Regions from separate parts of the Mus musculus genome. Here regions 2 and 3 are each linked to region 1. The links are chromatin loops, found by intact Hi-C in ENCODE. Cell type or tissue: left cerebral cortex. All regions are shown on one strand.

The links. A loop is a pair of places that touch in the nucleus more often than their neighbours do. Peaks named below come from ENCODE experiments on the same cell type or tissue, not always from the same donor. Only the 100,000 strongest peaks of a DNase experiment are listed, where the experiment ranks them.
Region 2: a loop joins it to region 1, with 25 times the contacts of the local background. A loop is called at or near these places in 21 of 42 quality-filtered maps.
Region 3: it touches region 1 in a loop (17-fold over the local background); 27 of 42 quality-filtered maps call a loop at or near these places.

The regions. Positions count from the first base shown.
Region 1 is chr6:128,750,632-128,758,631 of GRCm38, reverse strand. No RefSeq gene overlaps it. Among named protein-coding and RNA genes, the nearest start is that of Klrb1, 32 kb to the right of the region's middle. In left cerebral cortex, a CTCF peak has its summit at 4,600 (motif pointing right); DNase peaks (open chromatin) are centred at 4,132 and 4,606; H3K4me3 peaks cover 194 bases; H3K27ac peaks cover 196 bases.
Region 2 is chr6:128,626,154-128,634,153 of GRCm38, reverse strand. No RefSeq gene overlaps it. Among named protein-coding and RNA genes, the nearest start is that of Klrb1a, 7.2 kb to the right of the region's middle. In left cerebral cortex, a CTCF peak has its summit at 3,953 (motif pointing right); DNase peaks (open chromatin) are centred at 3,566 and 3,963; H3K27ac peaks cover 242 bases.
Region 3 is chr6:128,601,275-128,609,274 of GRCm38, reverse strand. It overlaps Klrb1a (killer cell lectin-like receptor subfamily B member 1A), which reads left to right. Exons shown (of 6, transcript NM_010737.3): 6 at 1-48. Among named protein-coding and RNA genes, the nearest start is that of Klrb1a, 18 kb to the left of the region's middle. In left cerebral cortex, a CTCF peak has its summit at 4,629 (motif pointing left); DNase peaks (open chromatin) are centred at 4,580 and 6,721.

The DNA of each region.
Region 1 (8,000 bases):
ACATATGCAGCTAGAGTCAAGACCTCTGGGGTACTGGTTAGTTCATAATGTTGAAGGGTGCTCCTCTTTCTCCACATCCTTGCCAGCATCTACTGTCACCTGTGTTTCTGATTTTAACCATTCTGACTGATGTGAGGTGGAATCTCAGGGTTGTTTTGATTTGCATTTCCATGATGACGAAGGATGTTGAACATTTCCTTAGGTCCTTCCTTTGTTCGTGTGCACCCAAGTCCAGGAGAGCTGGAAGCCTCAGCTTAAAGTAAGGAAGAGCTGAGACAGGTCTGGATGCTTAAGCTGCCTAGGACAGGAGAAACAACCGGATCAAGCCGATTTAGAAGCAGAGGCTCCAAAGGTGGACAGTTCCTGTTTTCCTTGAAATAGGAAATGTCTTTGGATCTGTAATGGCCAGAGTTCAGAGACACCAGCAGGAGCTCTGGTTTCTCCTAAGTGAGCTCCCTGCCTGCATGCAGTGCACAGGGTGTGACAGACACTAAGGGGGCTGCTGAACAGCTTTAACACTGGATCCCTAGAGTTTCTTTTCTCTTTTCCTTTTTACCCCCTGTTACTGAAAATCGATTCTTTGATCAGACAATAAATCCTCTTCCCTCTGCTCCTCTCCATTTCCCCATTCCTCCTCTCCCATCCAGATCCACTCCCTCTCTGTCTCTCATTAGAAAAGAACTGTCTTCTTGTACAAGATAACAACAAAACACAACAAAAACAAAATAAAATAAATATATTAGGACAAAACAAAAGCCATCACATCAGATTTGCACAAGGAAACCAACAGAAGGAATAGAGCCCCAAAGCAGGCATAAGAGTCAGAGATCCACTCACTCACACACTCAGGTGTTGTGGGTTGCCCTGGTGCTGTTTGTATTTTGATGCTAATTCTGCTTCCTCAAGAGGGGCTGCCCCAGTGAGGAGTGGATCACCCGGGTGATTCCATTTGAGCCTTCTCCCCATTTTAAGTGGTCAAATAAAGGCTGGAGCCTATGACTGGGCAGTGGAAGAGAAAGGTGGGGCTGGAAATGTTAGAGAGGGAGAGAGAGGAGGGAGGAGAGAGAAACTAGGAGACAGAGGAGAGAGAGGAAGGGGAAGGAAGAGGAGGTGGAAGGAAGATGGAGCAGAACCACGTGGCCTGGAGGAGCCACAAGTAGCAAGGGATCTCCCAGCTGGGGAATGGAGTAGTGTACTGGTATATATATTCAATCTAGGCACACAGCTTATAAATACAATAACTGAGTTGTATGTTCTTTGCACAGGCTTATTGGGGTTGGAGATTTACCACAACACTCAAGAGTTCCATAAAAATACTATCTGAAAGCTATAATCTATGTGCAGAGGATCTAGGGTAGAGCCACGCAGACCTGTGCTTGTTGCTGCAGGCTCTGTGAATTCATAGAGCTTTGCTCAGTTGATTTACAGGGCCGTGTTCTGCTGCTGACCTCCATGTTTCTAGCTCTTACACTCTTTCCATCTCCTCTCCTATGGGATTCTCTGAGCGCTGTAGGAAGGAATTTGCTGAAGACATTTAGAACTGCCTGTTCCAAGGCCCCTCCCCTCTGCATAATGTCAAGTTGTGGGTCTCAGTTGTCCCCATCTGCTGTGGGAGGAAGCTTCTCTGGTGATGGCTTAGTAAGGCACTGATTTATGAATATTAGAGAATATCATCAGGAGTCATTTATTTGTCCCTGGCTTTTTTTTTTTTTTTTTTTTTGTGGGGTGGGTTTGGGAGACTTTAATGACTGATTCTATTCATGGTTTATCTGATCCTGATTTAACTTTGGTACCTGGTATCTGTCTAGAAAATTGTCCATGTCGTCCAGATTTTCCAGTTTTCCTGAGTATAGGCCTTCTTCAGCACCAGGCTTGGTTGTGCCTCTGCATATAGGCAAACACTCATACATATAAAGCAAAAATTAATTTTAAACATTTTTAAAAAGAAATACTGTGTTGTATTCTCACAATAAAGTAAATAGAGAACAAGTGAATTGGCATTGTGACCTAGTTAGAACCTGATTAAAATAACACAGCCTTTTGGAAGAAGTTGGTAAGATGTCAAGAGTGTTAAAAATTGCTGGACTTGGTGGAGGACATCTTGAAGCCTAGCAGTCAAGAGGGAAGCAGATCTCTGTGAACTTGAGGCTAACCTGGCCTACATGGCAAGCTCCAGGACAGACAGGGAAATGTGGGGGCAGGGAGAACGGATGCTACAAATTCCAGTGGCACTGCCATACCCACTGGAATCAGCAAGACTCATGAAGTCTGCACAGTGCTTGACACAGTTCCAGTGAAGGTGAGCAATTGCTGCCGTCGCTGTCCTTCTAACTTTTAGGTTTTGGTCTCCGTGTGTTGCATTTCTTGGGGACTTTCTGTGTTATGATTCACTTCATGTCTTCTCCAAAGAAAATGATATCTGATTCTTTTTAGAAAATTCTTAAAATTATCTTTATCTGGCCACTATTTGCAAGTCTTCCTTATGCTCTGGAGACCACTGAGCACATAGCTAGAGGAGGCCAGTACTCCATGAATCTTCTTGGGGTGCCTACCCCTGAGCAAACCCAAACACTGTGATTGGTGCAGGGCAAACAGAGACAACTGACAAACTCTGACAGGCCAGAAGACTAGGTTACAGATTCAAGGTTGCTTTTTTATTATAGGCTTAGAGCTCTCTGAAAATATAGTTTAAAATTAGGGGGGTTGTACAGGGTACACTCCTGGAGAAACAGAACACAGTGAATAAGATAGGTTCAGTAAAATAAAATTTTCCTGCTTTATAGCATAGGAGTTAGATATTAATGTTTGCTATTCATACAAAGACTACTTTAGATATTTTCTGTTTGTCTGGAGTGCTCTCAAACTATAAACATTGCCATCCTAAAAGCAGGCTGTCATATAATAAATGTGTTTGCTTTGGAGGTGACATTCTCTAAGCTGGAATTTTAGGGTTGATAATAAAAGTAATATCTGTTCTGTTCTCTAATTGAGACTGAATGTGTAACCCTGGACATGTAATGAAAACTCAAACATAATCTGTGGCAACTAGGTAATCATTTGTCTGCCTTTGATCTGTGGAACCTGTGTGAATCAAGAAGCAGCTGGGTGCTCGTCAGTCAGAGCTGTGCGATTCCCTTGCACATCTCCTGACTCACTCCCCCTCCCTCCTTATATCATCTTGTTTCCTGATAACCTCTGTGGACCCCCAAGACAGCAACGACCCCCGGCCCCCCTGCTGGGGAAGGACCCTGGCCTCCCAGTGCTCTGGGCTCAAAAGATAAATTATTTGGACAACATCCAATTCTCCTGATTGCTTCCTGTTTGGAAGCACGTGGGTTGTGTTGCCTGAAAGGTTAAAAACCTTGTTTATTGATCAGACACTCTGGACTATCAACGCTGTGTTTGTCAGTCCATAGTCCATGAGTGACAGTGGGTGAGAACCCAGATTGCTCATGAGAAGACTCCAGGAGAACAGGACAAGCGTCCTGGGACCTCAGCCCTCCAAAGCAAAGCGTTGTTCTTGGACCGTGCTTTTGTGCCGCTCCCAAGTGTAGTACACAGGAGTGGGTTGACTTCAGAGTATCCATTAGCTCACTCTTCAGATGATATTTCCAAGCATGGTCGGTCCTTGAAGCTGTATACAGCCGGAACTCATGTGAATACACCTTGCCCCGTGATTCTATGTGCTTCAACTCACGTGAGCCTTGCTCATATGACCTTGCTCAACCCTCAGAATACACATACACTGTCTGATGCTCCAAGTAAAGTTGGCTATTACATGAGACTTTTGTCCTGCTCCTTCCTAGGCCCCACTCGTCCAGGTCCACACTGCTAACTAGAGTCGTGACAATATTGTCTGCATGCTGGAATGCTTCAGAGGAATATTACAGATATCTGGAAATATATTCCCTCCTCTCCCTCCTCCTCCTCTTCCGTTTTCTTCTTCTTTCCAGGGTGTGTTAGCTGAGAGAAAAACGTAAAGCAGGAGGAATGTCTTTGGCCCAGCTTCAGAATTTTCAGCCCTTGTTAAAGCTGTTTCTGAGCCCAGGGAGACGCAGGATGTGATGGTGGAGAACGTGTGGCACCCGGAAGCAGAAGCGTGGTCTTTTCATGCCTTCTCTAAGTGGTTCGGGCTGAACTGGTAACACTAGGGAAGTAGGAGGAGGGAGGGCCGAGAGCAGAGACACAGCACAGGACACAGAAGAGCAGAGGCAGGGACCGCTGAGTGTAGGCAGTCGTGCAGGGAACACAGCAAGGCAGCTGCTGCTGGACATCTGAAGAAGCAGCAGTTGATTGGTTTGTGAACAGTCAGGGAAGGAGCGAGAAGGAAGATGGGAAAGAGGACAAAGAGGGCAGAGCTGAGGTTGAAAAAGCATAAAGGGCTGTAAGGAGAGAGAGGAGAGAAATCTCGGGTCCTTGTTGCCAGAAAGAGTCCTGGAGAGCTACCAAGTCTTCATGCACAAGGGTCTTAGACCCGGGGCTGAGAGCTGTAACACAGGTTTCTGCCAAAGGCAGAAAGGTCAGGAGCCAGGGGGTCTGTATTGAGAGCTGAGGATACTGGTAGTAGAGGTCTGCCCAATGACTGAACACTAGAGGGCGCCAATTGCTGCTGATTCCCAGATAGTCCCTGTGGCTTGCTTCTTCTGCAGTCACTGAGGATAGCAGGGAAGCAAAAGCTGCCAGGACTGGAAATGACAAAGCCTCTTACCTATCCAGGTGGAGGGAAAGAACCTTCATTCAGCAGATCCCTGACATTTCCACACTCAGCGCTTAATTATCACAATGGCTTGCTGTGGACTTTGCATAGGCATGGCTCTGACATTCCTTTACCATAAACTGCACCAGAATAGGCGGGGAGGCAGGGGTGGGGCTGGACAGGGGGCAGGGAACAAATCTGAAAACTGATGAAGAATTTGTATCCAAAGGAATATTTTAGGATAAATTATATAATATCATTCGGCAATCTTATCATAGTCGGTTAAATTATGGACAGTTTTGACGTTGGTAAGAGGATTTCTGCAATAGCCTAAATGAAAGGAATGAAGCATGAAAACAGAGATAAATGAGCGCAGTTAGCAGAGACGGGTAGGACAATGAGAACTAAATGAGGTAAGAGGGTATAAAGCTACCTGTCAGGCACGATAAAGCAACGGAAAGGGTAAGAGTTAAATAACTATGAAATCTGACATGTATACACCTGGTATTTCTGAAGAACAAACAGCACAGAAGTTTAACACTCATTCGGGAAAGCTTCACAGAAAATAACTTTAGAAGTCAAGGGAAAATTCATGCTGATGAAATCCCTTGCTTCCTGTCTAAACAGGGGTAACTCTCAGAGATAAAGGGTGATAGGTTTCAGAGATTATTTGCATTTGCCCCTCATGTGAACTCACCATAAATATAAATAAAATGCATTTGTCTATATACTTTTTTATCTGGTTGTATACTCACAACCTAGAACCGTTGGTCAGCTGTCTGGGACTTCCTGTGCTTCAGGTACATTCTCTACTGTCACTCCATTCCTAACAGCACAGCCATCCATCCACACAATATCACATGAGCACACACACACACACACACACACACAGAGACACACACACACACAGACACACACACACACAGACACACACACACACACACAGACACACACACATACACACACACACAGACACACACACAGACACACACACACACACACACAGACACACACACACACACAGACACACACACACACACAGAGACACACACACACACACAGACACACACACACACAGACACACACACACAGACACACACACACATACACACACACACAGACACACACACACACACACAGACACACACACAGACACACACACAGACACACACACACACACACTCACACACACACACACACACACACACACACACACACACACACACCTGCCTTTGCTTTTATTTCCAGGAGTCCAGCTTCATATGCACATAGTCTCACATGATGTGTATTCTATACTTCAGTTCTTACATGCAACCCTCCCAACAGATAGTGAGGCTTGTGTGTAGAGACGCTGACCACCTAATAAGGGGGCCATATTGTCTAGGAAAGGGAGTGTTGGGGTTCAAGAATTGCCTCACAAACCACAAGGACACCCATCTCAGTCAGGCTGGGAGAGTTATTGAGCATATGCCCCAAGGCTGGTCAACTGGTGCCATGGTCCAGATTTGGGAACTGAATTTGGACCCTGAGTTAAGATCCTACAGGGTTGTTAATCCCCAAATCCACAAATATCTGTGTTATTTCACCAACCAGGTCTTAGGGGGTTCCTAAGGAACATGTCTTGGTTGTACATTTATCCTGCTCCCATTGTTGGGGTATTCAACTGTAGCAAGGGACTTGCCTTATCTAAAATTCATGTCCTATCTTATCTACCAGGATGGGACATATCTAACATTCATGTCTGAACTTGCCAACCAGGATGTCAATTATCCATGTACATGTCCCTTTCTGCCATGTAGGATGTCAGTTCCCAGGGAGTTCTTGGGGGCTTAAATTTTACTGGGCCACTACTCAACATGGAAGTCTTATTCCAAATAGTTTTTTTTATGTTGGTCCAGGTGTCTCTCTTATGTTGGGGTCCAACCCAGGGACAGCTTATACAGTAAAAGCTTATACACAGGTACAGGAAGTGCTTTTGGGTGTTTGGTTCAGGAAGGTAACTGTACAAAACTGTTTTATTGACTTATATCGTGATTGGTTTCCAAGGACACAGAACATAACAGAATATTTAATCAATCTTAGCATAAGAAAGTTTCCTAGTGAAACTGCAAAGCTTCTGTAAGGCAAAAGACACCGTCAATAAGACAAAAAAGCCACCAACAGATTGGGAAAGGATCTTTACCTATCCCAAATCAGATAGAGGACTAATATCCAATATATATAAAGAACTCAAGACGGTGGACTCCAGAAAATCAAATAACCCCATTAAAAATGGGGCTCAGAGGTAAACAAAGAATTCTCACCTGAGGAATACTGAATGGCAGAGAAGCACCTGAAAAAATATTCAGCATCCTTAATCATCAGGGAAATGCAAATCAAAACAACTCTGAGATTCCATCTCACACCAGTCAGAATGGCTAAGATCAAAAATTCCGGTGACAGCAGATGCTGGCGAGGATGTGGAGAAAGAGGAACACTCCTCCATTGTTGGTGGGATTACAAACTTGTACAATCTCTCTGAAAATCAGTCTGGCGGTTTCTCAGAAAATTGGACAAGGTACTACCGGAGGATCCCGCAATACCTCTCCTGGCCATATATCCAGAAGATGTTCCAACTAGTAAGAAAGAAACATGCTCCACTATGTTCATAGCAGCCTTATTTATAATAGCCAGAAGCTGGAAAGAGCCCAGATGCCCCTCAACAGAGGAATTGATACAAAAAATGTGGTACATTTACACAATGGAGTACTACTCAGCGATTAAAAAGAATGAATTTATGAAATTCCTAGACAAATGGTTGGACCTGGAGGACATTATCCTGAGTGAGGTAACCCAATCACAAAAGAACTCACATGATATGTACTCACTGATAAGTGGATATTAGCCCAGAAACTTAGAATACCCAAGATATAAGTTACAATTTGCAAAACACATGAAACTCAAGAAGAATGAAGACCAAAGTGTGGACACTTTGCCCCTCCTTAGAATTGGGAACAAAACACCCATGGAAGGAGTTACAGAGACAAAGTTTGGAGCTAAGACAAAAGGATGGACCATCTAGAGACTGCCATATCCAGGGATCCATCCCATAATCAGCCTCCAATCGCTGACAATTGCATACACTAGCAAGATTTTGCTGAAAGGACCCTGATATAGCTGTCTCTTGTGAGACTATGTCAGGGCCTAGCAAACACAGAAGTGGATGCTCACAGTCAGCTATTGGATGGATCACAGGGCCCCCAATGGAGGAGCTAGAGAAAATACCCAAGGAGCTAAAGGGATCTGCAGCCCTATAGGTGGAACA
Region 2 (8,000 bases), 120 kb after region 1:
GTCTGTTTTTTCTTTTTTAAGAGATCTTATTTTTTTCTGATTAGTTGGATAATTTATTTGAAGTCAAAGCATTAGCTAATTCTTAGAGTACTTTTCACATTAATTTCTCAAGCATCTATATCTCGCTATATAAATTTACTCTAGTGTAGCTTAATTCTTTGTTTTCCTTTTCCTATTTATTGAAAATTCTGATTATGGTTCTCCTTTGAGATCCTCTCCATTTCCCTGACTCTTCCAACTCCAAGATTTCATTCTCTTTAGAAAACAAACAGGCAAATAAAAAGAAAAAAACACAATAATGAAACAAAATAAACAAACAACCAAAAAAACACATTTATACCCACCCCACCACCCCACCCTGTAAAAACACAAAATCAGAAACCATGATATTAAACAAAAAACCAATAAGGTGCCGGGAGTGGTGGCACATGCCTTTAATCCCAGCACTCGGGAGGCAGAGGCAGGCGGATTTCTGAGTTCGAGGCCAGCCTGGTCTACAAAGTGAGTTCCAGGACAGCCAGGGCTATACAGAGAAACCCTGTCTCGAAAAACCAAAACCAAAACCAAACCAAAACAAAACAAAACAAAACAAAAAAAAAATAAGGTAATAAATACCTAAACAAAGCAGTATGAGAAAAAAATCTCCAAAAGTATAATTGAGTTAGTTTTCTGTTATAGCCTAAACCCTTTTTTTAAGTCATCGAAATAATTTAAATAGTTAAATGCCTCTAAATATACATGATCTCTCCTGAAGCTAAAAGTAATATGCACTCAACCAGTTTTTAAAATCTATTTGGAACATTAAAGATGATAGAAGTAGGAACAAATCACTTATGAAGTTCTCTATGAAAGAAAATTGTGACAATTTCCTGATTAGACAAAAACTTTTCCATCTCCAAGGGAGAATACTCAGCATAACTGTGGCATCATAGAATGAATTAGATAGTGTTCCTTCTGTTCCTATTTTGTGGAATAGTTTGAGGAGTATTGGTATTAGGTCTTCTTTGACAGTCTGATAGAACTTTGCACTAAACCCATCAGGTCCTGGGCATTTTTTGATTGGGAGACTATTAATGACTGCTTTTATTTCTTTACGGGTTAAGGGAATGTTTGAATGGTTTATCTGATACTGATTTAACTTTGGTACCTGGTATCTGTCTAGAAAATTGTCCATGTCATCCAGATTTTCCAGTTTTCCTGAGTATAGGCCTTCTTGGGCACCAGGCTAGATGGTGCCTATGCATATAGGCAAACACTCATACATATAAAGCAAAAATTAATTTTAAAAATTTTTAAAAAGAAATACTGTGTTGTATTCTTACAATAAAGTAAATAGAGAACGAGTGAATTGGCATTGTGACCTAGTTAGAACCTGATTAAAATAACACAGCCTTTGGGAAGAAGTTGGTAAGATGTCAAGAGTGTTAAAAATTGCTGGACTTGGTGGAGGACATCTTGAAGCCTAGCAGTCAAGAGGGAAGCAGATCTCTGTGAACTTGAGGCTACCCTGGCCTACATGGCAAGCTCCAGGACAGACAAGGAAAGGTGGGGGCGGGGAGAACGGATGCTACAAATTCCAGTGGCACTGCCATACCCACTGGAATCAGCAAGACTCATGGAGTCTGCACAGCGCTTGACAGTTCCAGTGAAGCTGAGCGATTGCTGCCGTCGCTGTCCTTCTAACTTTTAGGTTTGGGTCTCCGTGTGTTGCATTTCTTGGGGACTTTCTGTGTTATGATTCACTTCATGTCTTCTCCAAAGAAAATGATATCTGATTCTTTTTAGAAACCTCTTAAAATTACCTTTATCTGGCTGCCATTTGCAAGTCTTCCTCATGCTCTGGAGGTCACTGAGCACATAGCTAAAGGAGGCCAGTACTCCATGAATCTTCTTGGGGTGCCTGCCCCTGAGCAAACCCAAACACTGTGGTTGGTGCAGGGCAAACAGAGACAACTGACAAACTCTGACAGGCCAAGAGACTAGGTTACAGATTCAAGGTCACTTTTTATTATAGGCTTAGAGCTGTCTGAAAATATAGTTTAAAAATTGGGGGAGGGGGGTGTTGTACAAGGTACACCCTTGGAGAAACAGACTCAGTGAATACGATAGGTTCAATAATATAAAATTTTCCTGCTTTGTAGCACAGGAGCTAGGTATTAATGTTTGGTATTCATACAAAGACCACTTTAGATATTTTCTGTTTGTCTGGAGTGCTCTCAATCTATAAACATTGCCATCCTAAAAGAAGGCTGTCATATAATAAATGTGTTTGCTTTGGAGGTGACATTCTCTAAGCTGGAATTTTAGGGTTGATAATAAAAGCAATATCTGTTCTGTTCTCTAATTGAGACTGAATGTGTAACCCTGGGCATGTAATGAAAACTCAAACACAATCTGTAGCACTTGGGTAATCATTTGTCTGCCTTTGATCTGTGGAACCTGTGTGAATAAAGAAGCAGCTGGGTGCTCGTCAGTCAGAGCTGTGCGATTCCCTTGCACATCTCCTGACTCACTCCCCTTCCCTCCTGATATCATCTTGTTTCCTGATAACCTCTGTGGACCCCCAAGACAGCAACGACCCTCTGCCCCTCTGCTGGGGAAGGACCCTGGCCTCCCAGTGCTCTGGGCTCAAAAGATAAATTATTTGGACAACATCCAGTTCTCCTGATTGCTTCCTGTTTGGAGGCACACGGGTTGTGTTGCCTGAAAGGTTAAAAACCTTGTTTATTGATCAGACACTCTGGACTATCAACGCTCTGTTTGTCAGTCCATAGTCCATGAGTGACAATGGGTGAGAACCCAGATTGCTCATGAGAAGACTCCAGGAGAACAGGACAAGCGTCCTGGGACCTCAGCCCTCCAAAGCAAAGCGTTGTTCTTGGAACGTGCTTTTGTGCCGCTCCCAAGTGTAGTACACAGGAGTGGGTTGACTTCAGATTACCGTTAGCTCACTTCAAATGATGTTCCCAAGCATGGGCTGTCCTCGAAGCTGTACACAGCCGGAACTCATGTGAATACACCTTGCCCTGTGATTGTATGTAGCTTCAACTCACGTGAGCCTTGCTCATAAGACCTTGCTCAACCCTCAGAATACACATACACTGTCTGATGCTCCAAGTAAAGTTGGCTATTACATGAGACTTTTGTCCTGCTCCTTCCTCGTCCAGGTTCACACTGCTAACTAGAGTCGTGACAACATTGTTCTGCATGCTGGAATGCTTCAGAGGAATATTACAGATATCTGGAAATATATTCCCTCCTCTTCCTCCTCCTCTTCCTCTTCCGTTTTCTTCTTCTTTCCAGGGTGTGTTAGCTGAGAGAAAAACTTAAAGCAGGAGGAATGTCTTTGGCCCAGCTTCAGAATTTTCAGCCCTTGTTAAAGCTGTTCCCGAGCTCAGGGAGACGCAGGATGTGATGGTGGAGAACGTGTGGCACCCGGAAGCAGAAGAGAGGTCTTTTCATGCCTTCTCTAAGTGGTTCGGGCTGAACTGGTAACACTAGGGAAGTAGGAGCAGGGAGGGCCGAGAGCAGAGACACAGCACAGGACACAGAAGAGCAGAGGCAGGGACCGCTGAGTGTAGGCAGTCGTGCTGGGGACACAGCAAGGCAGCTGCTGCTGGACAGCTGAAGAAGCAGCAGTTGATTGGTTTGTGAACAGTCAGGGAAGGAGCGAGAAGGAAGATGGGAAAGAGGACAAAGAGGGCAGAGCTGAGGTTGAAAAAGCATAAAGGGCTGTAAGGAGAGAGAGGAGAGAAATCTCGGGTCCTTGTTGCCAGAAAGAGTCCTGGAGAGCTACCAAGTCTTCATGCACAAGGGTCTTAGACCCGGGGCTGAGAGAGCTGTAACACAGGTTTCTGCCAAAGGCAGAAAGGTCAGGAGCCATGGGGTCTGTATTGAGAGCTGAGGATACTGGTAGTAGAGGTCTGCCCAATGACTGAACACTAGAGGGCGCCAATTGCTGCTGATTCCCAAATAGTCCCTTGGCTTGCTTCTTCTGCAGTCACTGAGGATAATTGCAGGGAAGCAAAAGCTGCCAGGACTGGAAATGGCAAAGCTTCTTGCCTATCCAGGTGGAGGGAAAGAACCTTCATCCAGCAGATCCCTGACATTTCCACACTCAGAGCTTAATTATCACAATAGCTTGCTGTGGACTTTGCATAGGCATGGCTCTGACCTTCCTTTACCACAAACTGCACCAGAATAGGCGGGGAGGCAGGGGTGGGGCTGGACAGGGGGCAGGGAACAAATCTGAAAACTGATGAAGAATTTGTATCCAAAGGAATATTTTAGGATAAATTAGATAATATCATTCGGCAATCTTATCATAGTCGGTAAATTATGGACAGCTTTGACTTTGGTAAGAGGATTTCTGCAATAGCCTAAATGAAAGGAATGAAGCATGAAAACAGAAATAAATGAGCACAGTTAGCAGAGACAATGAGAACTAAAGGAGGTAAGAGGGTATTAAGCTACCTGTCAGACACGATAAAGCAACGGAAAGGGTAAGAGTTAAATAACTATGAAATCTGACATGTATACACCTGGTATTTCTGAAGAACACACAGCACAGAAGTTTAACACTCATACGGGAAAGCTTCACAGAAAATAACTTGAGAAGTCAAGGGAAAATGCATGCTGAGGAAATCCCTTGCTTCCTGTGTAAACAGGGGTAACTCTCACAGCTAAGGGGTGATAGGAGGTTTCAGAAATTATTTGCATTTGCCCCTCATGTGAGCTCACCATAAATATAAATAAAATGCATTTGTCTATATAATTTTTTATCTGGTTGTATACTCACAACCTAGAACCGTTGGTCACCCGTCTGGGACTTCCTGTGTTTCAGGTACATTCTCTACTGTCACTCCATTCCTAACAGCACAACCATCCATCCACACAACATCACACTCACACACACACACACACACACTCACACACACACACACAACACACACACACACCCACACACACACACACACACACACTGCATACACACACACACACACACAGACACACACACACACACATACACACATACACATACACACATACACAGACACACACACACACACACACACACACACACACACCTGCCTTTGCTTTTAATTCCAGGAGTCCAGCTTCATATGCACATAGTCTCACATGATGTGTATTCTATACTTCAGTTCTTACATGCAACCCTCCCAACAGATAGTGAGGCTTGTGTGTAGAGACGCTGACCACCTAATAAGGGGGCCATATTGTCTAGGAAAGGGAGTGTTGGGGTTCAAGAATTGCCTCACAAACCACAAGGACACCCATCTCAGTCAGGCTGGGAGAGTTATTGAGCATATGCCCCAGGGCTGGCCAACCTGGGCCATGGTCCAGTTTCAGGAACTGAACTGGACCCTGAGTTAAGATCCTACAGGGTTGTTAATCCCCAAATCCACAAATATCTGTGTTATTTCACCAACCAGGTCTTAGGGGATTTCCTAAGGAACATGTCTTGGTTGTACATTTATCCTGCTCCCATTATCGGGGTATTCAACTGTAGCAAGGGACTTGCCTTATCTAAAATTCATGTCCTGTCTTGTCTACCAGGATGGGATATATCTAACATCCATGTCTTAACTTACCAACCAGGATGTCAATTACCCATGTACATGTCCCTTTCTGCCATGTAGGATGTCAGTTCCCAGGGAGTTCTTGGGGGCTTTAATTTTACTGGACCACTACTCAAAATGGAAGTCTTATTCCAAATAGGGTTTTTATATTGGTGCAGGTGTCTCTCTTATGTTGGGGTCCACCCCAGGGGCAGCTTTTACCATAAAAGCTTATGTATAGATGCAGGATGTGCTGTTGTGTGGTTGGTTCAGGTTGAAGCTTGTTGTAGATAACCATACAAAACAGTTCTCCTGACTTCTATCATGACTGGTTTCCAAGAGCACAGAACATAACAGAATATGCCAACCTTGGCATTAGAAAATTTTCTAGTAACAGCAGAAACATATGAGAAAGTTTTCTTTTAATAGCAGGCTGGCCAGGAACAGTTACCTAGGCCTTAATATTTTACCTAAGCCTTAACAGGGGGACTTGAAGAAGAGTGAATTCCAGGGCTGTGTCCCCTTCCTTTCCCCATCTACGATCTTTGTTTTTTACAACAGAATTATAGAACCATTTGTTACAGAAATAAACAAAATCGATGTTCATAGACTCCACACAGGTGCTAATAGGCCTGTTAGTACTTTAAATGGTTACTGTGTCTACTGACCATAATTACAAAAACCTGCTTTTTTGGAGACCTTTGCGGTTGGTATTTCCTGTGCACAGAGACAACTGGTCTGCTCTTGTTTGCAGTGGAAAATTCTGAGCCTTGACTATTAAAGGCTTTTAGCAAGTGTCTTATTTCATCATGATTTTGAAAGTTTTATGAGTACTGCTGTCATTTATTCTAGGAAAAGTCAGGAAGAGTGCTTCCTGTGCAGAAGAGTTTGCCTTAAAGTCTGATGGTAATCGATGGTTTTCTTGGTGTTTAGAAGTCATGAGTCTTTGCTATTTGTCCTGCAACCATCCATTCAGCTATGATATTCAGTCACACACACACAGACATTTAGAGCTGGCTCAAAGGGTGACAGCACTGACAGCCACATCTGATGAGCAGAATTTGATCACTAAAACTCACAGGGTGGATGGAGAGAACCAATTCTTGTGAGTTCACATGTCATAGCATGTGCACACACACACACATACACACACACACACACACACACACACATACACATATTAAATACACAAATGTTCTAGAGTGTTAACAATAAAAAAAGCCTTGATGCCTCCAAATAAAACTGTAATGAAGACAGAGTCTTGGTTCATTAGCTAAAATGGAGCTTTTGAGTTTTACCCTAATCTACTATGACTGATAACATAAAGATTTGGGCACAGATACAGGGGAGGGGAGGTGGGAATAGAGAAACAAGAAGATCGCTTTGAGATCACGAGGGAGGCCTCTGATGAAATCAACTTTGAGAACACTCTGATTGTAGACTTTGGCTTCCAGAACTCTGAGAATATAAATTCCTGTTGTTTCAGCTGCCCAGACTGGGGTACTCTTTATGCAAATCCTAGAAAATCCAATACAGTAAGTACTCCACATCTGCTCCACAGTGCAAATAGGAATCACAGTACAAACACAGCAATTATGTCACGTGTTCACTTCGATATATATCCGTCATCATGAACAGAAGTGGGGAGGGCAGACCCTCCAGTTTTAGAGAAAATGTTTTCAGTCTACATCATGGAGTATGATGTTCGTCACTGGCTTTTAGATTTAAAAATGTTTTAACACATTGATCAAGTGAATGACTGACTAGTTGTCTTTGTTGAGCAAGCATGATACACCTGAGTCCCTTAGTGTGTTTGTGGAGGTCAGAGCACAGAGGACAGCTGTGGAAGCATCCCTCTCCATCAGATGAGTCCTGACAATTGATCTCAGATCATCAGGTGTGGTGGGAGGAGCCTCTTCGCATAGAGCCATCTCTGCAGTCTACTACTGTCCTCACAGATGGGCTTCCCCACTAATTTGATAAACTCCTCAGCAGGAGTGGTGTGTAATCTTGTCAAGTGCTGCTTCACCTCTGCATTCACTGAGGTGACCAAATATCAAATACAAAATGTCTTCCTGTTTGCTTCTATTTATATTGTTAAATAATTGTGTTCGTTCATCATTTCCTGCCTCCCATTAGTGCTTTCTCTGGGGATCTGTTAGCTCACTGAGGATGTTTAGAACTTTTTTTTTTTTAAATTCTGTCAAGCAGCTCACACATCTTTGACATCTTAGTCTATGAAGCACCATTTCAATGGGGCCATCTTTCCCTGTTTCTTTAGATCTGTGTACAATATTTTCTCCATTTGTTATTTTGCTGGTTTATTTTTAGGTTGTTGTTGTTTCTTAACACAAGGTCCCTCTACATAGCACTGACTGTTCTAAAACTCACTCTGTAGACCAGGCTGGCCTTGAACTCACA
Region 3 (8,000 bases), 150 kb after region 1:
GTCATAAGAAAACCATTTACCAAAATCATTAAAATTCTCTTAATACAGGGACTGGTGCCTCATGTCCATGTTAACAGCATTGGGAGGCTGAGCCAGGAGAAGCAAGAGTTCAAGGCCAGCCTGGCTTTGGTGGATTGGTTCCCAGGTGGTGGCACTGTTTGGTAAGGTTTAGGGAGTGCAGCCTTGCTGGAGGAAGGTCGCTGGAGGAAGCCTTTGGGAGTAAAAGCCTCACGGACTTGTAGTTTGCTCTGCTTCACACTTTTGGTCCAAAGATGTGAGCTCTTGGCTCTCTGCTCCAGATGCCATACCTTCTGCCTTCCTCCTGCCATTATGTACTCTGACCCTCTGGAACAAAAAGCCAAATTAACCTCTTTCTTCCACAGGTCACCTCGGTCGTTGTGTTTTATCATAACAACAGAAAAGTAACTAAGAAATTGGGCCACATAGTGAGTTAGTCAGAAGCAACAACAGCATTGCTCTTGACAGTTAGTTGGAATGAACATGTCTGCAACCTAGGCAGGCAAGCACAGGGAATAACTTAGCGACTTGGGATTCTACTTCATTTGAGTTGTGCACACCTGTCTCCTTTGGGAATGCCCTTGGCAGCCTAGGTTCCTTTCCTGTACATGCTAGGCACACACCTCCTCTCTAGAGAATGAGTCAGCTATCTGTTAGCACCCCAAGACCACCACACATACCCCCAAACCAGCATACACCCTAAGACCACCAGATCCATAGAGCTGCACTTAAGCCTACCTTAAACCATGGAAGAAGTCTTTCATCCCCTAAGGGCCATCAAACATTGACAGTTTCTAATCAACTGTGTTATTAATGTATCTGGGTATAAACTAGTTTGGAGTCCATGCTCAATAAGGCAAACTGTGTCCCAAAGCGAACCTGTTAAGCCAACCTCCTATTTACCATCTTATGCCTAGCACAAATGAGCCATGCGTTATGAGAAGGATTTGGGTAACCTAAGCTTGTCAGCCAAAATAGAGAACCTCCCAAACTAAGCTCCTAGTAACCAAACCTCTTAAAGGGAAGCCCAAACAGCCATCAGGGCCCTACCGTACTCACTCCCATGGCTACATGTTCTCTTTAGAGTGCATTCCAGTCTATACCCTAGCCTCAAGCTAGATAAGCTTTCCCAGACACTTTGCTACTCGTTGAAAGAGGGACCATGAAGCGGGAAACACCCCATCCTGCCTTGCCATTGCCAGCATGCTTCATTTACATAAATGGTCAGTATTTGGGGGGTAACCCACTGATAGAGCTGGAGCCCAAGTTTGAGTACCCCCAACAGGCCCCGTCAGGGTCCTTTCTCATACACCTGGGGACACTAGGGAATCAGAGCGTGCTGTGCATGTGTCCTTTGTACTTCCTCCTAAATTCCTAGCATATCGAATTGGAAGGCAGATAACCCATAACAACTGTCTTAGTAAGGGTTTCTATTGCTGCAACAACAGACAACAAGCAAATTGGGGAAGAAGGGGTTTATTTGGCTTACACTTCCATATCACTATGTATCACATCGAAGGAAGACAGGACAGGAACTCAAACAGCAGGAACCTGGAGGTAGAAGCTGATACAGAGGCTATGGAGGAATGCTGCTTACTGGCTTGCTTCTCATGGGTTGCTCAGTCTGCTTTCTTATAAAACCCAGGACCTCCAGGCCAGGCATAGTACCACCCACAATGGCTGGGCCCTCCCCTCAGCAATCACTAGTTAAGAAAATGCCCTACAGCCAGATCTGATGGAATTTCTTAATTGAGGGTCTCTCCTCTCAAATGATTTTAGCCTCTGTCAACTTGACACAAAACTATTCAACACCACATCTAAACATTTGTGGGCATTCCATCAGCCACAGTGTGTTATCACACACAGGACAGTGCTGACGGGGACAGATGATAAATGTGGGTTTGTTTACACTTCTCATCGCCTGGTTAGCACATAACCAGGCTGCCTTGAACTAGTTATGTTTTCCTAAGTTAGGATCTGTAGCAGTACCAGTTAAACACAGACAAAAAGAGCCCAAATGAGTATTAAAAACAAACAAACAAAAACCTCCAAAACGTGTAGTTATTATAATCAGGGCAAAGGAGTCCGTAGCAAATGATTCAAGATCATTGCAAATGTAGTTAACAAAGTTATTTGAACTATAAAATAGTGATGGCATTAAATACAAACGCAGCTGTCCAATGATGCTTACATCCCTTAACTTTTGCTGCATGACAGTCATCTCAGCATCCAGTGGCTTTGTTCTTAAGATGAGATTAGTTGGGTGTTTTTGCTCGTCGAGTCTCAGCAGACCCACACATCTATGGAACCCTGACCGATTGTCTGAGTCCTGACTGATACTGGTTGAGCTCAGCTCAGGGACCATGTGACTGACACACTCATGGGTCTCCAGGTCTAAGTCGGGTTGTTTATGGGGTCCCTGGATAGACGCCAACTCAGAACTCGCCCCCTTCACATTCTCTTAGGTAAATCAAGTCAAAAGAGCACCCCAGGCCCAAGAACCTGCTGTCTCGTCTTCAGGGAAGGCAGTTCAAAGTCACTTTAAAATAAGCATTTCTGAAGCCCGAGAAACCTACCAATGGCCACATTCACACACACAGAAAAAGAATGATTCTCTCTCCCTGGACATCTGTCCGCTGTCACTAGCTCCTCTGTAAGGGGTGGGGATCATCTCCCTACCGTGCTGGGTTTTGGCTGGTCTTGTGTAAACAACCCCAGCTGCCGGGAGCCCGTGAACGCAATGGCTATGCCATAGCTGGAAGACAGCACTCCTCCCACTGCAGGCTCTCAGATTCTTCCTACCTCCTCATCCGCAGTGTTCTCCGGGCCTCTGGAGTGGGGGCTGATACAGGTGTCCTATTTAGGGCTGGAACCCAGTCCCTTATCCACAGCATCTTGGTCAGTTGTGCATCTCTCTGTCGAGGGCTGTTCACTGCACAAAGAAGCCTCTCTGACCAAGGCCGAGAGCAGCCCAGGTCTAGGGGTATAAACATACATATTTAGGAGGCCCTTTGACAGCATGGCCACTTAGAAAAATAACAATAGCAGGTTCAGTCAGGACTAAAGAAGAAGGTCCGGGTGTTTTCTAAGTTTCTGAATGCTAAATTCACAGCTGCAACTTTGAAAGGGTAGCATAAGGCAGCAGACTCCCAGAAGGAGCCCTGAGCGAGGCGATTGTGGCATAGTGCACAGTGTAATTTTCCTCAGAGGGCCAGTCTATTTCCTCTTCCAACAAGAAAATAGGCAACATTTCAATCTTGCCAGTTAACTTCTCCCCCACCATTGTGGTCTCTTTATTCTTAATCTGTTAATTTATCCAGCCTCCATGGTAGGAGCTGTCATTGCTGACCAAGGCAGGAGACTCAGAAGCAGGAGACATACTTGGCCCCAAACAGCTGGCTTCCAGGCATTTGATAGTTTCATTGAATTCTAAATTTGGATGTCAGCATCCATGCAGAGTCTCTCAGTTTCCTGTAATGCTACTTCCAGTGGGTCTGACATGCTCTCCTGGCCTCTGTGAGCACTACACACACACTCACACATACACACACACACACACACACACACACACACACACACACTCACACACACACACACACTCATACACACTTACACATACATACACACACACACATACCAAATCTTTACAAAAGACACAAAAGTGTATGTATTTCTCAGGTACTATGTTTACATATATACTATACTATGTGTATACATATACTATGTGTATATACACATTGGATAATGTCTGAAACTGGGTACACAAAGCTAACTTCTTGAACCTTTATCATTTCTTATGATGAAAGCATTAAATCGTTCTTTTCGCTTCCCTCCCCCTTTTAAGTACTTTATCATTTGATCTATAGTTACTCTAACTGTGCAATAGCACAGGGGAACTTTATACTCCTGGCCAATGGTAACTTAGTTCTCACCAATCCAAAGCTCTTTTCTTTAGAAGCAACTTCTGTTCTGCAAATAGCGACACTGCACAAAAAAATTTCATAGTATCTATAACTGCATATATGTCTAAAAAATTTTTTTTTACTTTTTGAAGTAGGGTTTCTGTGTGTTAGTCCTGGCTGTCCTGGAATTTTCTCTGTAGACCAGGCTGGCCTCTTACTCACAGAAATCTGCCTGCCTTTGCCTCTCAAGCGCTGGGATTAAAGGTGTGCACCACCACCACCCAGCCACCCAGTACAAATTTTGAATATTTTGATTTAACTCGCTCTTGCTCTCACTCTGTAACCAAAAGGGAAATGGTAATTCTTCCAACCAGAAGAAAAGCAACCCCAAATCTTCAAAACCAGTTCCTTCATTTTCTCCTCTCAAAGCTTGTGTCTTGGTGAAGTCACAAAATTAATCAGCAGGAGAGCTGGAACTTGAACCCAGATCTCTCCAAAGCTACCAACTGTTGCTTCTTAGACTTCCAGATGAACTGCAAATTAACTGGTCATTTGAGGACTTTCTCGTGGCGCACTGCCTTCTGGGGCAACTTCGCTTGGTTCCCTTCCTAGATCAGGCAAACCAGGGTAGATGTTAGTTACATTAGAAAGCATTTGCTTCTGCATTCACAGAATTTCAAAAGTGAGTCTATCGCCACCTTGTGTCCATAATATACAACTGCAACGTTGAAAGTATAGCACTTAGGGGGACTTTTCACATTTACCTAAAGGATGGGGAATGCTCTGTGTACACTGATATCTCTCAACCCAGGACCAATCATCATTATTGTTTTTTATTTCAAATGTACCTCATCCCTCTCTTGACTCCTCTTTTCTGAATGACTTGATAGTTGCAGGAAAAAACTAAGAAATAAAAAAATAAAATAAAATAAAAACCTAGCCGGGCAGTGGTGGCGCACACCATTAATCCCAGCACTTGGGAGGCAGAGGCAGGCAGATTTCTGAGTTCGAGGCCAGCCTGGTCTACAAAGTGAGTTTCAAGACAGCCAGGGCTATACAGAGAAACCCTGTCTCGAAAAGCCAAAATAAATAAATACAACCTAACATTCTAAGATCGGTCCTATATCTGAATTTTCTAAATTTTGCTAAACTATCATTAATATATTTTAGATCCTCCCTTCTCAATCCAGAGTTCAGCCCCAGTTTAGCGTTTACCATTGGTTGTAGACACTTTGGTCTCTTTTAATAAAGAGCAATCCATCCTTTTCTCTCCCACTGGCATCCATTGAAGAGTCCAGGACCAGCGTTCTGGGTGTGTGTGACCGAACATTTTATCCTTATTTCAGTTCCAGTGTTAAAAATTTGACTTCCAAGTTCTTTGACATTTTCCACGGGAAATGTGTACAGAGGGTGACCTCTCCCTTTCAGTCTGGTGACATAGAGGAGGATATCATTTAATCCATGGTTATTTGTTTGTTTGTTGTTTTTTGTTTGTTTGTTTTTTCGAGACAGGGTTTCTCTGTATAGCCCTGGCTGTCCTGGAATTCACTTTGTAGACCAGGCTGGCCTCGAACTCAGAAATCCGCCTGCCTCTGCCTCCCAAGTGCTGGGATTAATGGCGTGTGCCAACCACGCCCAGCCTTAGTCCATGTTTTGTTTTCAAACCTAAACTGTTAACAAATAGAATGAAATTAGTAGTATTTGAAGGGATGTACAAGTGACCTGTGTAAAGGCCAATAACTGTCTAATAAAGGTTAAACACTGGGAGCTTTTCTCAAGCAGAGTCAAGCACTCTGTAGGCAACAGTAATAGGTAGTGACGTGTGAAGAAAGGTAAGGCATGAGAATCTTTTAATACAGCTGTCACTCCTGAAGAATACCGTCTAAAATCCTAGAAGTGAACCTTTTGTGAACAAGTCATGTGAAAATCTACTATTTTATGAGCTACTTAAAAATATACATTAGTAAACAGCTTAAAATGGAGGTACCCTGCATGAGTGGAGAGTGCTGCTCCCAGATCACAGGTTTTAGAATTAAGAGCACAGTGCCATCTCTTGGTATCTCTGATACAAGATATCTCTGTATCTTGGTTGCAGGATACAGAGACATCAACCTGGAACAAAGCTAGAAGCTCCTTCCTTTCTGGCAACCATACATTGTGTCTGAAGATACTACACAGGCTTCTGCCGAAAAGGGGACTCATCAGTGGTCATACCCAGCTGTAGGCCCAGCATGATACATTACTGACCTGCCGGGCAAGGCAATTGCCACTGAGACAATAATGTCATGAGTGTTTAGGGGTAACCAACTGCTCTGCAATTGGGTTTGAGGCCTCTACACAGGATGGCGTACATGCGTGATTCTGCAGGCTTTATCAAATGGTAATTGGATATGCTGTCAAACTGCTTTCTATTGTACTCATAGACCAGGGCACCTTTCAGCCTTGGCCAGAGAATCTCCTTTTTGCAGCAGGCAATGATTCATGCAGAGACTTATTATCTGGCTGAAGTATTGAGGGTAAGTGACAGTTGCATGCTCAGCCATAAATGGGACATCAGAGTGTAGCAGGAACAGGGGGAGGGGGGAGGGCAGCTCTATGTAAACTCCAGGGGCTGCACAGCAGCTAAAGCATCTCCTGCAGGGGGACCTAATTGAGGACTGCCTGAGAGATCAAGGATTGCTTGCACGGACAATGCCAGCCAATTGGGAACTGACGTTTAGAAGAGATGCTTTATGGGGGACCAATAGGGTGCCGGTGGAGGGTTTTGAAGGAACTTGCAGCAGTATTCAGATGAGCTTGCTTGCATTTTTCACCTGCCCCCAGAGTCTGAGTCATTGATTACGTGCCACCTCATCTCCAACCCGCAAAGGCAGTAAGTCGCCCAGGGCACAGGCAGCATCAGAGAAGAAAAGGCGGAACGTAGGAACTAGAGGGTGAGGAGGATTATGGTAAACTGCCTCCTGTTATGACAGGGATGTACTGATCATAAGCAAACAGCAGCCAAGGATACCTGTACAAGATACCTTCAACATCCACTATGGATGGGGAGCTGCCCCAAGGTCCACCACTTTGTGAGAGTTAATGGTTTCCTGCAGAGCGAGCATCATTTCCTTCAGCACTATAGCTACTGGCAAGTTGCCCGTTGCTCTTGCAAACAACCCTCACAAACTCCATGGGAGGGAATTAGTTAGGCAGTAGATGAAGTTCAGAGGAAGAAAGCATAACGGAGAGTGATGGAGGGTTGACTAGAATCACAATACATTGTATGCATGAATGAACACACTCAAAGAAAAGGAAAATAAATGAAATATCCCTAAATATCACCAGATACAATTATTTTCTTCTGAGCTAACTTGTGGAATGTACTAGTAAAATGACAAGATGGTTTGCCAATTGTGTAAAAATGTCTAACATTAGACAGAGTTATCTTTTGGACCAAGTGTCTCATTTTATGCACTTGAACACTTAGGATGTATAGTCACTCAGGATTCGTCCTTCATTGTTTTGAATGAGCAAGAGACAGTATTGAGTATCATGAATAAGTTTAGCAAGTCGTGTTTAATGTGTCATTCCCTTTGATGGGAATGATTATTAAGCCAATCATACAGCTGCAGAGCCTCACTCCAGTTAGAGTATGTGGATAACAACATAACACAAGATGATTCTGTAACTTCAGCATAAAGAACATTTGAAAATCAGTGTGCACTGGCAACATTCACACTCCTGCATTCTTTGAGCATTTTGTCCGTCCTTGGAACACATCTTGTCTTAGTCAGGGTTTCTCTTCCTGCACAAACATCATGACTAAGAAGCAAGGTGGGGAGGAAAGGGTTTATTCAGCTTACACTTCCACATTGCTGTTCATCATTAAAGGAAGTCAGGACTGGAACTCAAACAGGTCAGGAAGCAGGAGCTGATGCAGAGGCCATGGAGGGATGTTACTTACTGGCTTGCTTCCCCTGGGTTGCTCAGTTTGCTCTCTTATAGAACCCAGGACTACCAGCCTAGGGATGGCACCACCCACAATGGGCCTGATCCCTTGATCACTAATTGAGGATCTCATGGAGGTATTTCCTCACC